Regions from separate parts of the Homo sapiens genome. Here region 1 is linked to region 2. The links are chromatin loops, found by intact Hi-C in ENCODE. Cell type or tissue: left lung. All regions are shown on one strand.

Region 1 (8,000 bases), 130 kb before region 2:
TTGTCCAGATTCTGAAGGCAGCTCTGCAAGGGAGATGCAAGTAGCACAGAGAACTGGCATGGTTTCCCTGCAGGCTGGTTTTCCTGGGAAGCGGACTCAGATGGAGTTTAGCCTGTACAAGTGCCCTCAGACCAACACCTGTGTAAGAGAGGAGGCAAGAGCGGGTGTGGGCAGTGGGAGGACCTGGGCTGTACTACAGGTCCAAGGACAGCCCCAGCCAACCCACAGGAATCTTTGGAGCTAGAATGCTCTTCAGAGTTTCCTGATTTCGGGGGAGATGGTCAGGTCTTCATACTCGGGCTTTCATCTGTCCCTGGATGTTGACAGGGCTGCTCTGGGGAGGAATGTGGTCTTGAAGAGCAGCTCCTGGAAGCTAAAGCAGGTCCCAAAGCCCAGAGGCAGTTTATGCAGAGATGCAAGCTCTCAGTGAAGGCCCAGCCTTCGGAATTGCTTATTTGGGGAAAAACAATGCGAATTTGCCATGGAGCTTATTTATGAAACAAACACACAGAGCTATCTTGAGCGACTGTCTCTAGGAGTCATTACAGCCCAACTGGTATGACGGGTGCGAGGTCACCAGCTAATCTCACCATAGTCAGAGCCCCGCTCATGGCAGCGCAGCAGCCAAGGCAACAAGTCCTTCCTTGAAGGACATCACTGCGCTCACCGAACACAGAGATGACATACATTAAAGCGGCGTGTCAGCCATTCCGTTGGCAATGTATTGGTTTGATAAATGTGTATCAGTGCAGCCTAAGCCACGGCATTAGCATGACGCCCACATATCACTGTTGGCTTATGATGACTGTCCACTAAACCCCTTCTTTTTCACATAGGCAGAAACTTTTTTCAGGGTTTTCAGGGAAGAAAGGGACCTGGGCTTTTAGCTCTCCCATCTCCCCTTCTGCCTCCAAACGATAGAAGCATAACAATAAAGACTTGGAGACCCAGCTTGCCATGCAGAGACTTACCAACAACCAAGCTACCAGATGCGTGTGAATCCATGTGGGGTTTGATAAGATTATTCTTTGTCCAAAGCCCTGATTGGTGGATAAGGTAAAGGAACCTAGTTTTCATTGGTAGAGGAATTAGGAGGAGGTGGTAGTGCCATCTGATTGGTGGAAAGGAGAGGGGCGTCAAGCTCACATTGGCTGGGAATTCTCCAGGTGCAAGCCACGTTCATCTCTGCACCCTCTTGAGAGTTCCCTTTGCTTCTTCCAAGCCTCTTTTCTCTGGCTTCCCACCCTGCCAGCATGGGGTCCACCCTGTAAGACGCCTGGGTGCCGATCTATCCTCTATCTACAGGGTCCCTGCTGAGCCTTTGCCCTGCAATGCCATTAGTTCCCCCCAGGCAAGGGACAAGGGGAGGCTCCTGCGGTTCATTAGTGTAAGGAAGGCCGGCTCCATGACACCAGCCCTGTGCTGTATTCAAGGGCAGGGCCCAGCTGACCCTCAGTGATGACGGAACACGGGAGAGATGACATACACTAAAATGGCATGTCAGCCATTCCATTGGCAGTTTGTTGGAACAGATGAAAAATGTGCCTCACTTCCTCATCCCTATCTGTAGATTTCAGAAATGTTGCCAAGGAAGACAAAAGATCTCTTCTCCAATGCTTGGCTTCCAATCGGTTTAATCTCTTGGAAAATGTAGACGTAATTGTTGAAAACAGGCTCTGCATCCTTTCCAGCCCCAGGGCCTAGCCCTTCCCTCTGATGGGCCACGTGCTTCCCAGGGGTCTTTGGGTCAGCTTGGCGTAGTCATAAAACAATTCTCCTTGAAATTAAGTGAATCAAGAGCTGAGGTTTCAGAAAGGGACCAGGAATTGAAGGCTGTGATTTCTCTCTTGAGGTCTTCTGAGGCTTCTGACTTGTTTACTTGTCCTTATTGCAATAGGAAAAAAAAGTTCTTCTGTATCCCACAGAAGAACAAAAATACTATTGAAAAATGATTTAGGGAGGAAATACAACACCATTAGAAATCAGATCTGGGATCGTGTAGGAGAGAAGGACAGGAGGGACCCCAGCCCATATGCAACACAGAAATACCAGCGGCTGCTTGGCTGCGCCTTCCACTCCTGTAGCTGAGACAACCATCAGCGCATGAGGTCACAGAAGGGCTGCTGTGGAGGGCTCCCTGGAGACCCACCTCGGGGCTGCTGGGAAAGGGAACTGCAGCCACAGAGCAAAAGCCTGTTGGTGAAGGCTTTTACTGACAGCTGGCTCCCATCTCCCCCAGAGCCTGCCCTCTCCCAGGCCTCCATTTGCAGATTTTTGTTCTTTTATGCCTGCAACAATTCCATTTGTGTTTATTATTAAATTATTGATCCCTTAAGTGTTTATGGCCTGCCAGACTCGTCACTAGCTAAAAGAAAAAATACACACATGTGTACATACTCATCAATATACATTATCTCGGCTGGGCACGGTGGCTCACACCTGTAATCCCAGCACTTTGGGAAGTCCAGGCGGGCAGATCACTTGAGGTCAGGAGTTTGAGACAGCAGCCTGGCCAACATGGTGAAACCCTGTCTTTACTAAAAATACAAATATTAGCTGGGTGTGGTGGCACATGCCTGTAATCCCAGCTACTCGGGAGGCTGAGGCAGGAGAATCACTTGAACCCAGGAGGCAGAGGTTTCAGTGAGCCAAGATCACACCACTGCACTCCAGCCTGGGCAACAGAGTGAGACTGTCTCAAAAAAAAAAAAAAGCCATTGTCTCACTGGGTGCAGTGGGAGATGGAGACAGCAGTGAGCTGTGGTCACGCTACTGCACTCAGACCTGGGCAACCCCGTCTCAAAAAAAAAAAAAAAAAAGCATTATTTCTAAAATGAGTGCTCATTTCCTTTTTCTCTATTTTTACTTGCTTTTTCCTTGGACAAATCCAGCATGCTTTGCAGACATGAAGACAAACATGATGTTTGCTGTGTCCTGTATTAGAATCTGCTTTTCCTTCCCACAATGGCCAAGGGGCTGTAGGGGAGGGTGCCTCCCGGGTCACTCAAGCTCATTCTGCACAAGGAAACCTGCATCGCACACAGACAAGGCTTGGTTCTGTGGTGACCGCCTCACCAGCTGCTCTACCCTTCCCTTCTTGTCCTTTAGCCAATTCATCACTCTATGCAGAAGGAAAGAGACCAGATGGACCTTGGCCACAGCTAATCCAAATGCACTTCTATTTATGAGCAATGATGTTTAACACCAAGTGGGAGTTGCTGTCCTGAAAGAGGGTCGGACAAAGACGAAAGCGCTCATCCAGAGGAGCTGGTCCCGCAAGGGCAGAGGGGCCAACAGCTGTTGCTGACAAGCAGAGGCAATGGAAGCTAAGCCTAGGAACAGGGCAAGCGAAAACGCCATCTTTTTTCACAGTGAATCATTGAGTGTCGGCTGGGTGCAGCCAGCAATCTCATCTCTGGAACAAGATCGGAATAAAAATAAGATGATCTAAGAGCCAGAACAAATGGCAATTATAGGCCATATCTCCTAACTGTGTTTTTAGCTGGTGCTATCTGCAAACTAGGAGTGACACACACAATTCTGTGAATTTGGGCCACCGTGACTGCCACTATAGGACAAACAGCACACACAGCCACGTTCAGAAGGTTTTTCACTTCAGGTAGAGTACTCAGTTTTTGGGGTTTTTTTTCATCACATTCTAAGCTATGACTACATTTCCACTTTTGTGAAAGATTAAAAACGGTTTAAATTCTGCAGACTCAGAGTCTTGTTCCACAAATGCCAACGCATTGTGATCACATCCTGCCCTTTGCAGACGTACTGCTGTCATGGCTGTGCCGATACCGTCTTCTGTTTGCAGACTCAAGACCCTGGGCTGCTTAGGAACTACGATGGGGGCTGAAGGCTGCTTCTGGAGACGGATCCCCTCTGCTCCTCTGGCCCTGATGACCCTGTCTCCTGTGGTCTTCAGCTTCTATAACACACTGTGGCACTGACAGAATTGCCAGACTTAGCAGACAAAAAATATAGGATGCCCAATTAAGTTTGCATTTAAGATAAACAAATTATTTTTAGTCCAAGAATGTCTGGTGCAATCCCTGAGCATCCTGTATTTCATCTGGCAGCCCTAGGCACAGAACAGACACAGGTCTGCCAGGGAAACCCTCTGCCTTCTTACCAGGATCCCCCAGAGAAACTCACACAAACACAGGACAACTCCATGCTAACTGCCTCACTGCCCGTGGCCTGCAGATACACAGTAACTGCCTCTGTTGTCTTTTTCCATGTGTAAGACCCAGAGTAACAGTGATCAAAGGCACAAAGTTCTAGGTCACAAAAGAGCAGGAGGAGAAGGATGCAGTGGTGATCCCAGGAGAAATGCCCTACAGGTATTTTCAACTTCTCAAATTTGAAGTGGAAAATCCTCCGTCAGCTGTGCTGCTCTTGGTCTCAAGTAAGTCACTGAAACTGCTCGGAGCCCAGCCTCATCTCTGATACAACAGAGCAAATTAACACTGCCCAATAATCCCCAAATAACACAACTTTAAAGAGCCAGACAAGGCTTACACACAACATCTGTGCTGCAGCTGGTCTCCAGGGGCAGGAACTAGACTCTTTCCCAGGTTGCCTGTGTAAGGAGCACATATAACAAGGGGTAGTATGCTCCCGGGGCCAGGTCCTCCAGAACTGGAACGTTGTTTGGGTTCTAGCTCTTGGTGGCTCTCAAGAGCGAGCCTTTCTGGCTGTCTAGTGGTTCTGCTGCTTCTAGACTCTTCAGCCTTATGCTGTTTCCCTGACAACGGCCCCAGCGTCTGCTTCTTCTGACTGCCACGGCCAGATACAGACTCCGTGCTCCAAACCGAAATCATCTGAGACATGACCTGCCTGGGCAGATACTTCCACAAAAGTTCCTGATTCTATGTTGTTCCAGAGACAAAAACTGCCCCCAAAGAACCCGTTCTCATCCAAGTCACTGTCCTTCTTCAGGTTCAAGCTTCAAGGCGTGCATCAGGCCAAGGCCCCAGTGCCCCAGTCTAATCACCTGTGACTAGGTTTGCAGGATAATGTAAGGAAAAGCATCAAACCTTATTGAGAAGCAGCGATCTGTGGCAGGCTCTTCTTTACAAGGGGGCTATGGGCACAGCGAGTGCTTCAAATTCTACAGATCGTTTCATTTCTTCCACCTCTGACCCCCATGTACAGCTTCAAAGAACTCCCATCCTACCCAACCCAGTGATTACACTCACCCACCCACCAAGTACAGACATCCAGGCTGTCTTTTCTCAGCGGTGGAAAGTCGAACACTTCTGGATATTCAAAGAATAAGAGGATTTTAAAGTTTGGAGTTATCTTAGAAATTGTACAGATGAGGGGCTGGGCGCAGTGGCTCATGCCTGTATTCCCAGTACTTTGGGAGGCCGAGGGGGCTGGATTACAAGGTCAGGAGTTCGAGACCAGCCTGACCAAGATGGTGAAACCTCGTCTCTACTAAAAATACAAAACTTAGCCGGGCGTGGTGGCGCGTGCCTGTAATCCCAGCTATTTAGGAGGCTGAGGCAGGAGAATCGTTTGAACCCGGGAGGCGGAGGTTGCAGTGAGCCGAGATCGCACCACTGTATTCCAGCCTGGGCAACAGAGCAAGACTCTGTCTCAAAAAAAAAAAAGAGATTGTACAGATGAGGAGACTGGAGTCCAGAGTGGAGGCTGCACACCTAGTTGATGTGGAATCATCAAGATTCCAGCCCTAGGACTGCAGGACTGCTTCCCCGCTCCGGCTCTTACGTACCAGAAAACCACCCTATATGACAAAAGGCTCCTCTCCAGAGTTGGCTCAACTACTATTCCTATCCCAATAATTTAGGTTTTCCCACTTAAGAAAAAAAAAGAAAAAGAAATGGTTGGGGGTGGGGGTGGGGAGGAGAGGTGGGGGGAAAAGATTATTTACATTTACAGTCCCTTTAGGACCAAGTTCCTATGCAGATTGGAAGCTTAGGCAAAGAGTTTCTTCTTCTTTGTTTAGTAGAGATTTTGCCAACCCTCAACCTTGTACTTGGAAAATAAGAACCAGCCATTTATGGGCTGTCGTCATTCTGGTGGATGATGTCAGCTGCCTCCACTCCCTAAGTGCCTATCTCTCCTTCCTGACCCTTGATCCCAGGCAATTAAGAAAAGCAATAAAATCATGAAACCTCACTTTTGATCAATGCATTCCGGCCAGAGGGAGATCAGGTTGTCCTTACAGAATGTCTATAATTAGATTGGATTTGGAATTTGGACTGCCACATCAAGTAGAAAAAAAGCATGGTTTTAAATTGCCATCTCAACATTTCAGAAGAAACTAGAAGGATCTAAAAGCAGTGGAGAGACTTCAGACAGAAATAAAGAAAAATAAGAGGATTGCAACACTATGTAAGTAGCTAGTTGGGCAGTTAGGTCTTACACAAATGAGGGCTGGTACTTGGAGGTCACCAAAATTTTTTTTCTAACCCAACTAAGCAAAAACAGTGAAAGGAAATAAGATATTCTGTCATACAGTAGGGGTTCCCTTGGCCATCATATATTACTTTGAGATCCCATAAGGCTACAAACTGAACATATATATATTCCACATATATAAAATTCCAAATATATATATATAGTCCAAATATATATATTCCAAGTATATGTGTGTATATATATATATATACATGTGTATATATACTTTTTTTTTTGAGACAGAATTTTGCTCTTGTTGCCCAGGCTGGAGTGCAATGGTGCGATCTCGACCCACTGCAACCTCCGCCTCCTGGGTTCAAGTGATTCTCCTGCCTCAGCCTCCCAAGTAGCTGGGATTACAGGCATGCACCACCATGCCTGGCTAATTTGTTTCTGTATTTTTAGTAGAGATGGGGCTTCATTATGTTTGTCAGGCTGGTCTGGAACTCCTGACCTCAGATGATCCACCTGGCTCGGCCTCCCTAAGTGCTGAGATTACAGGCGTGAGCCACTGCGCCTGGCCTGAACATATTTTTAACAACTTTATTGAGGTATGACTTATGTACATAACTGCATTCATTTAAAGTGCGCAGCTCTCCAAATCCAAGTGATTCTGAAAAAAAGAAAAATAAAAAATAAAGTACGTAACTCAATGAGCTTTGAAAGATGTATATTCATCCTCCCTCCATCCTTTGCCCCTCAGAGAAACACCGATCTGTTTCTGTTGCTATGGATTGGTTTGCATTTCCTAAAACTTTAGATAAACAGAAACATGTGATGTGTACTCTGTTGCTTCTGGCTTCTTTCACCCAGAAAAATTACTTTGAGATCCATCTATGTCACTTATGTGTCCATAGATCGTTCTTTTTTGTTGCTGAATAGTAAGTAGTCTCTTGTATCGGTGATGGATATTGGAGTGTTTCCATTTTTTGGCTGTTATGGATAAAGCTGCTGTGAACATTTGTGTGGACACGTTGTCATCTCTCTTAGGTAAAAATCTAGCTGTGGAATTGCTGGGTCATGCAATAGATGCATATTTAGCTTTATAAGAAACTGTCAGCCGGGCGTGGTGGCTCAAGCCTGTAATCCCAGCACTTTGGGAGGCCGAGGCGGGCAGAACACAAGGTCAGGAGTTCGAGACCAGCCTGACCAACATGGTGAAACCCCGTCTCTACTAAAAATACAAAAATTAGCCAGGCATGGTGGTACGCACCTGCAGTCCCAGCTACTCACGAGGCTGAGGCAGGAGAACCCGGGAGACGGAGGTTGCAGTGAACCAAGACTGTACCACTGCACTCCAGCCTGGGCAACAGAACGAGACTCTGTCTCAAAAAAAAAAACAAAAAAAGAAAGAAAGAAACTGGCAGGGCCCGGTGCTGTAATCCCAGCACTTTGGGAGGCGGAGGCGGGCAGATCACGAGGTCAGAAGATGGAGACCATCCTGGCTAACACGGTGAAACCCCGTCTGTACTAAAAATACAAAAAAATTAACTGGGCGTGGTGGCGCGTGCCTGTAGTCCCAGCTACTCAGGAGGCTGAGGCAGGAGAATAGGGTGAACCTGGGA
Region 2 (8,000 bases):
CTTTATATATTCTGGATATTAATCTCTTATCATACATGATTTACAAATATTTTCTCCCATTCTATGGGTTGCCTTTTAACCCTGTTAATTGTGTCCTTTGATGCCCAAAGTTTTTCATTTTGATGAAGTCAACTTTGTCTTTTTTTCTCTTTTGTTGCCTGTGCCTTTGGTATCATACGTAGCTGGGCGGTCCCCAACATCTTTGGCACCAGGGACCAGTTTTGTGGAAGACAGTTTTTACGTGGATGGCGGCGGGGATGGTTTCAGGATGATTCAAGTGCATCACATTTATTGTGCACTTTATTTCTATTATTATTACATTGTAATATATAATGAAATAATTATACAACTCACCATAATGTAGAATCAGTGGGAACACTGAGCTAGTTTTCCTGAAACTAGATGGTCCTACTTGCGGGTGACAGGAGATAGTGACAGATCATCGGGATTAGATTCTCATAAGGCCCTTGCAAAACCCAGATCCTTCGCATGCGCAATAGGGATTGTGTTCCTATGAGAATCTAAGGCGGCTGCTGATCTGAGAGGAGGTGGAGCTCAGGCGGTGATGTGAACGGTGGGGAGCGGCTATAAATACGGATGACGCCTCGCCTGTTCACCTGCCGCTCACTTCCTGCTGTGTGGCCCAGTTTCTAACAGGACACGGACTGGTATCAGTTCGTGGCCCGGGGATTGGGGACCTGTGTCGTAGCTAATAGATCATTGCCAAATCCAGTGTTGTGAAGGTTTCCTTGTGTTTTCTTCTAAGAGTTTTATAGTTTTGGCTCTTGTTTAGGTCTTTGATCCATTTTCAGTAAATTTTGCTTATGGTTTCAGTGTCCAGCTTCATTCTTTGATCTAGTTTTCCCAGCACCGTTTGTGGAAAGACTGTTCTTTACTGCCATTAAATGGCTTTGGCGTTGGTGTCAGAAATGATTTGACCATATGTGTACGCGTTTATTTCTGGGCTCTATTGTATTCTATTGATCTAAATATTTGTCCTTAGGCCAAGACAACACTGTGTTGCTACTGTTACCTTGGTAAGTTTTGAAATCAGGGGCTGATTCATCCAAATTTATTCTTTTTAATGATTGTTTAGGCTATTTGAGTTTCCTCGAGATTCTATATGGATTTTAGGCTGGATTTTTCTGTTTCTCCAAAATGCGTTAGGATTTTCCTAGGGATTGCGTTGAATCTGGAGATTGCTTTGGGTGGTAGTGGCATCTTAACAGTATTCAATATTAAATCTTCCAATCCACGAACATGAAATGTCTTTCCATTTATTTGTGGGTTTTGTTGTTGTTGTTGTTTTCATTTTTGTTTGACACAGGGTCTCACTGTCGCCCAGGCTGGAGTGCAGTGGCAGGATCACAGCTCACTGAAGCCTTGACCTCCCAGGCTCAGGTGATGCTTCCACCTCAACCTCCCCAGTAGGTGGGACTACAGGCGTGCACCCCCGTGCCTGGCTGATTATTGTCTTTTTTGTAGAGATGGTTTTACCACGTTGCTCAGGCTGGTCTTGAACTTCTGGGTTCAAGTGATCCTTCTACCTCAGTCTCCTGAGGTGCTGGGATTGCAGGTGTGAGCCACTGTGCCTGGCCTCCATTTATTTGTGTTTTTAATTACTAGCTTTTAAGTTACTTTTGGTGCTATTGTAAATGGAATTGTTTTTCGAATTGTCCGTTGGTAGTGCATAAAAATGCAACTGATTTTTGTATCCTGCAGCTTTGCTGAATTTATTAGGTTTTTTGTTTTGTTTTGTTTTTTTTAGACGGAGTCTTGCTCTGTCGCCCAGGCTGGAGTGCAGTGGCGCAATCCCGGCTCACTGCAACCTCCGCCTCCCAGTTTAAGTGATTCTCCTGCCTCAGCCTCCTGAATAGCTGGGATTACAGGCACGCGCCACCATGCCCAGCTACTTTTTTTGTATTTTTAGTACAGATGGGGTTTCACCATGTTGGTCAGGCTAGTCTCAAACTGGTGACCTCATGATCCGCCTGCCTCAGCCTCCCAAAGTGCTGGGATTACAGGTATGAGCCACAGCGCCCAGCCAGGTTTTTTTTCCCTCCCTTTGTTTTTAAATAGAGACAGTGTCTCACTTTGTTGCCCAGGCTGGTCTCAAACACCTGGGCTTAAGTGATCCTCCTCCCTCGGCCTCCCAAAATGCTGGGATTACAAGTGTGAGCTACCATACTCAGCTGAATTTATTAGTTTTAACAGGATTTTTTTTTAATATTTAAGGGGTATTATAATTATTTTTTTTAACTTTAAAACATTAAAAGAAATTTTTTTAGAGACAGGGTCTTGCTCTGTTGCCCAGGCTTGAATGTCGTGGTATGTTCATAGCTCACTGCAGCCTCAAACTCCTGGGCTCAAGTGACACTCCTGCCTCAGCCTCCCTGTAGCTGGGACCACCTGTGCACACCACCACACCCAGGTAGTTTATTTTTGTAGTGACAGGGTCATGCTGTGTTGTTCAGGGTGGTCTTGAACTCCTGTCTTCAAGTGATTCTCCTGCCTCGGCCTCCCAAAGTGCTAGGATTACAGTTGTGAGCCATTACACCGAGCCTAAGATTTGAGACTCTAGTTCAATTCTCTGTAATGGAAGGTCTTCCTGACAACCTTGATCTCGCTATGAGTGTCATCTTTCTTTTCTGCCCAGAATGTTTCATGTTATTGATCTGTTAATCCAGTTTGACGGGAAATGCTTGTTTGTCTTGCTGTGTTGCCCATGCTGGAGTGCTATGGCTTTTCACAGGCACGGTCATCTCACACTGAACCCCCAAACTCCTAGACTCAAGCAGTCCCCTTGCCTCAGCCTTTCGAGTAGCTGGGACTACATGTGCACACCACTGCACCCAGCTTTTTGTATCTAATTCTAGTTTTCTCTGCTTAAATTTCTAGATGCTATTAAGATAGTACTATTAAGACTCAAAGAAGATTAAGATTTTTATAATGCTTATTTGTATTGCTATGGATTAGGATAGTGGGGCAAAAAATGAAGGGATGATTTGCTCCCCCAGACCCATTTAGTAAATACATATTTGCTAGCCATGGAAAGACAGCGAGGGCCTCAGGACCTTGGGGCTGTGCATACGCTATTCAACAAAGGAAAGACAAGGAGAAGAATAGGAAGTGCTGTGTTAGATTCCTGCTGCTAGGGTTATATTCCACTGGCCCATGCCTCTTTTGCCGTGGACCTTTTCACATGTGGTTTCTTGTCTGCGGAGTGCCTTCCCATTCGTTGAGGTAACCTCGTCCTTTCAAGTCAGCCTTAACACTTGTGTGTTGTTGTTTTTTAAGAGATGCGGTCTCACTATGTTGCCCAGGCTGGTCTTGAACTTCTAGGCTCAAGCATCCTCCCACCTTGGCCTCCCAAAGTGCTGGAATTACAAGCGTGACCCCGCGTGCCCTGCCGTTGCCCCTGCCGGAGTGCTGTGGCTATTCACAGGCACGATCATCTCACACGGAACGCCCAAATGCCTGGGCTCAAGCAGTCCCCTTGCCTCAGCCTTTCGAGTAGCTGGGACTACAGGCGTGCACCGCTGCACCCGGCTTTTTGCATCTAATTCTAGTTTTCTTTTCTTAAATGTCTAGATGCCATTAAGATAGTCCTATTAAGAGTCAGCATTTGTTTTTAATTGATTATAGATGTGTATAACATGTAATTTTTATTTTCCTTTTACTAGAAACTAATGGCAGATCCCGGAAATCCAGACTTGTATCATGTATTAAGTGTTATCTGGCAATTAGCTTGTGAGATTAAGGTTCTGCACATGGTGAGTAAAATCCTTCTGTTTAAAAACGTTTTTCTTTAGCGACAGGGTCTCATTATGTTGCCCAGGCTGGAGTGCAGTGGCACAATCATAGCTTGCTGCAGCCTTGAACTACTGGACTCAAGTGATCCTCTCACCTTAGCCTCTGGAGTAGCTGGGACTACAGCCAGGCGCCACCATGCCTGGCTAAGTTTTAAAATGTTTAAGAATATTGCCCAGCCTGGTCTTGAACTCCTGGCCTCAAGTGATCCTTCTGCCTTAGCCTCCCAGATCACTGGGATTACAGGCATGACCCACTGCACCTGGCTCTATTTTTTATTTTTTTATTTTTTGAGATGGAGTCTCACTCAAGTCACCCAGGCTGGGGAGCAGTGGTTCGATCTCGGCTCACTGCAACCTCTACATCCTGTATTCAAGCAATTCCCCTGCCTCGGCCTCCCGAGTAGCTGGGACTACAGGCGTGCACCGCCACACCTTGCTAATTTTTGTATTTTCGGTAGAGACAGGTTTCACCACATTGGCCAGGCTGGCCTTGAGCTCCTGACCTCAGGTGATCTACCCGCCTCAGCCTCTTAAAGTGCTGGGATTACAGGCGTGAGCCACTGCGCCTGGCCCTGGCTCTAATTTTTAAATATTTACAATGTGGATCTTCACGTGTTCTCGTCACTGCTTCCGCCTGAGAATATGCTGAGGTCTTCAGTCTGCACCTTGCTGTATTTTTTTTTTAAGCTCAGGAATGTTATCTCATTTGATTTTAGCTTTTGTTCCAATTCTTTTTTTTTCCCCTCAAAAACATTTGAGGTTCTTAGGTTGGATCTCTGATCCTTGTCTTTCGTGTCTGTCATGCTCTCATCATTTTTCTCCATTCCCAGAATCTCTTCACACTTAGTCTTCACATCACTGATTCTGCTTTCTGCCTGCACTGTATATTGTACTCTCAGTACTATAGTTCTTGGTTTCTCTAAAATTCTTCCTTACCCACTGATCTTGTCTCATTCTGTTGACTTTCATCTCAAGTCTTCTGTCCTGGTAGCTTTCAGCTAGTTTCTTCAGAGAGGCCCTCTGAGGACTTTAGCTTGCAGAATGTTTTCGTCTTCTTGTTCCCTTAGTATTTGCTTTCAAAGGTCCCGTGTTAGGTTTTGCCATTTACTAAACTCCAGAAAGGAAAGGTCTTTCTGGACCTAACGTTTCTCAGCACTTGCTCCACTGTGTGTCTACATCTGTAGAGTAAGTTGTTGAAGTCAATTCCCAGTGTCTTGCAGGTTTTCCTCCACTGTGCTTGATGAGGGGAAAGCTGTTGAGGCTCGACCAGGCGTGTGGGAAGTGGCAGTACTCATTGTGCACGGCTGATGGTGCTTTTCTTCCCCCACTTAAAGTGACATTCCTGGAACTGCTAGGAATTTCACAATTTGGCCACAATTATATGTTTTAGCCACTCTCATTGCCCCTGCAGTTAATAATAAATTGTTACTTGACAGTAGCCTTTCAGACCTTGTGTTCAATATTGTTTAGTCTTTTAAGCCTATGTCAGATCTATTTTAACCCACTCTTATTTTGGAATTTAATATGGTTATGGGTATGTATAGTTTTTTTAATAGAGAATACTTTTTCAGGTGGGTCGGTTTTTTATTTTGAGACACGATCTCACTCTGTCAGCCCAGGTTGGAGTGCACCAGCACAATCCCGGCTCACTGCAACCTCCGCCTCCCAGGCTTAAGCAATCCTCCCGCCTCAGCCTCCCAAAGAGCTGGGACTGCAGGCATACACCACCACACCCAGCTAATTTTTGTATTTGTTGAAGAGACAGGGTTTCACCATGTTGCCCAGGCTGGCCTTGAACCCCTGAGCTCAAGCGGTCCTCCTCCCTCAGCCTCCCAAAGTGCTGGGATTACAGGCATGAGCCACTGTGCCTGACCGGATCATCTCTTAAAATTGCCTTATGCACAAAATTCTCTTACAAAAGATAGATACCGAAAAATAGTGATCCATTTTAAAATTGACACTAGGTTTTTGTTATTGTTGTTTTTGGATAGGGTCTCACTCTGTTTCCCAGGCTGGAGTACAGTGGCTTACTGCAAACTCCAGCTCCCAGGCTCAAGCAACCCTCCCACTTTGGCCTCCCAAAGTGCTGGGATTATAGGCATGAACCACAGCACCTGGTCGACACTAGTATCTTTATTTGTTTATTTCCATATATGTTCTAACATATTCAAATAGTTTGATTAGTAGGCTTTTCCACTGAAGTAGGGCAAAAAGAAATCCTCAGCATTAATCTAATATCCCTTAAACTGCTGATTCTGACTGTGATATGGAAATATTGAGTGGTAAAAATTATAACAAATACTTATTTGCGTAATTGCATAACAGGCGAAGTCATGTTTAATAAGGAAAAGAGGTACTAGTATTTGGGTAGACTTTTGATCCTCCTCCTCTTTAAAAAAATTAAGGAGAGAGATGTGTATTATTTAGCTATAACATGTTTCTTTTAAATCCAATTAGACTGACCATTCTCTTATTTAGGCAAGGTGTTTTTTAAGGAAGTAATAACTGGGGCACTTTGACCAAAGAGAAATAAAAGATGTTGTTTTGCTTTGTTTTTCTTCCCCAGGAGCCTTGGTCATCATTTGATATATACACCCGGAAAGGGCCGCTGGAAAACCCAAAGCGTAGGGTAAGAATAAAATAATACCTTTTCCTTTTTCTCCCTACGTGACGTATTTTTTATTTTATTTTTTTAGGACTATTTGGTAGTCTGTATTTAACTTTTTAATTTTAAAATATCTAGAAACATTCTTTAAACATATCTTACTACTTTTAATGAATCAAAAGTATTTTGGAAGAGTTATCAGCTGTTATACAATGGATGCTAGCATAGTAATAGGCTTAAAAACAGAATCTGAGTTCTCTTCTTATATCTTTTGAAATGAAGGTACATTTCAAATTTGGAAAATAAAATCATTTTAATATTTATCTAATTCGATTAATTAGAAACAAAATTTTATGACGTATTAATCGATTAGAAATTTGTGATATTCAAGGTCAAGAGATCGGGACCACCCTGGCCAACATGGTGAAACCCCGCCTCTATTAAAAATACAAAACTTAGCTGGGTGTGGTGGCGCATGCCTGTAATTCCAGCTATTCAGGACGCTGAAGCAGAAGAATCACTTGAACCTGGCAGACAGAGGTTGCAGTGAGCCAAGATCGTGCCACTGCACTCTAGCCTGACAACAGAGCGAGACTCTGTCTCAAAAAAAAAAAAAAAAAAATTGTGATATTACTACTCTTATTACATGGTTGAATTCACTGATAGGTACTTCTTGATTTTTACCCAGGAGTTAGGCCTTTATTTTTGTTCATTTTTTAATCTTTGTACGTAAGAACCAAAGTGACAATGTTATAGTCCTCCATTTAGTTTATCTCAGGGCTAGTTGTGAAATTCTAATAAAGTAGCTAAAGTTTCACAAAACAATTTTTTGACTCAATTCAGAAGTTTCACTTTAGAATTAGATGCCTGTCTTTAAGGTTTGGGGCTTAAAAAAAAAAAAAACGAATTAAATGCTAACAATGGCCTAATCTCAGCATAACAGCTTAGTCTGAAGATCTTGTTTGTTTGCTTACTTATGTTTTTTTCTCACACTTGCCACTAAAGGAAAAAGAAAATTATCAGTTTTCTTTCAATGTTGTGATTTTAGAGTGATCAGTCATCATTGTGCTTTTAGTTCTGTTTGACTATTTATACAGCATATTTATGTAGTCCCAAAAAACAGAATAGGAATAATGCATTTTGTCTAATACAGTACATTTGGATACTATTGGGGACTTATCCAAATATTCCACAAATGAACAATCCTGTATATAATATACTTTCTCAGTTTTTCAGCAAGAAGCTGAAAAGCTTAAGTTTTTTTGGCCAACTTAAAAATATAAACTTGGCCGGACGTGGTGGCTCACACCTGTAATCCCAGCACTTTGGGAGGCCGAGGTGGGTGGATCACGAGGTCAAGAGTCTGAGACCAGCCTGGCCAACGTGCTGAAACCCCATCTCTGCTAAAAATACAAGAATTAGCTGGGTGTGGTGGCGTGCGCCTGTAGTCCCAGCTACTCAGGAGGCTGAGGTGGGAGAATCAGTTGAACCTGGGAGGCAGAGTTTGCAGTGAGCTGAGACTATGCCATTGCACTCCAGCCTGGATAACAGAGTGAGACTTTGTCTCAAAAAAAAAAAAAAAA

The links. A loop is a pair of places that touch in the nucleus more often than their neighbours do. Peaks named below come from ENCODE experiments on the same cell type or tissue, not always from the same donor. Only the 100,000 strongest peaks of a DNase experiment are listed, where the experiment ranks them.
Region 1: it touches region 2 in a loop (11-fold over the local background); 58 of 110 quality-filtered maps call a loop at or near these places.

The regions. Positions count from the first base shown.
Region 1 is chr1:246,676,157-246,684,156 of GRCh38, reverse strand. LOC102724382 (a long non-coding RNA gene) reads right to left here and starts at 5,404. Exons shown (of 3, transcript XR_949364.3): 1 at 972-5,404. In left lung, no CTCF peak of the experiment used is centred here; no DNase peak of the experiment used is centred here.
Region 2 is chr1:246,546,986-246,554,985 of GRCh38, reverse strand. TFB2M (transcription factor B2, mitochondrial) reads left to right here. Exons shown (of 8, transcript NM_022366.3): 5 at 3,684-3,773; 6 at 6,379-6,441. Among named protein-coding and RNA genes, the nearest start is that of TFB2M, 15 kb to the left of the region's middle. In left lung, no CTCF peak of the experiment used is centred here; no DNase peak of the experiment used is centred here.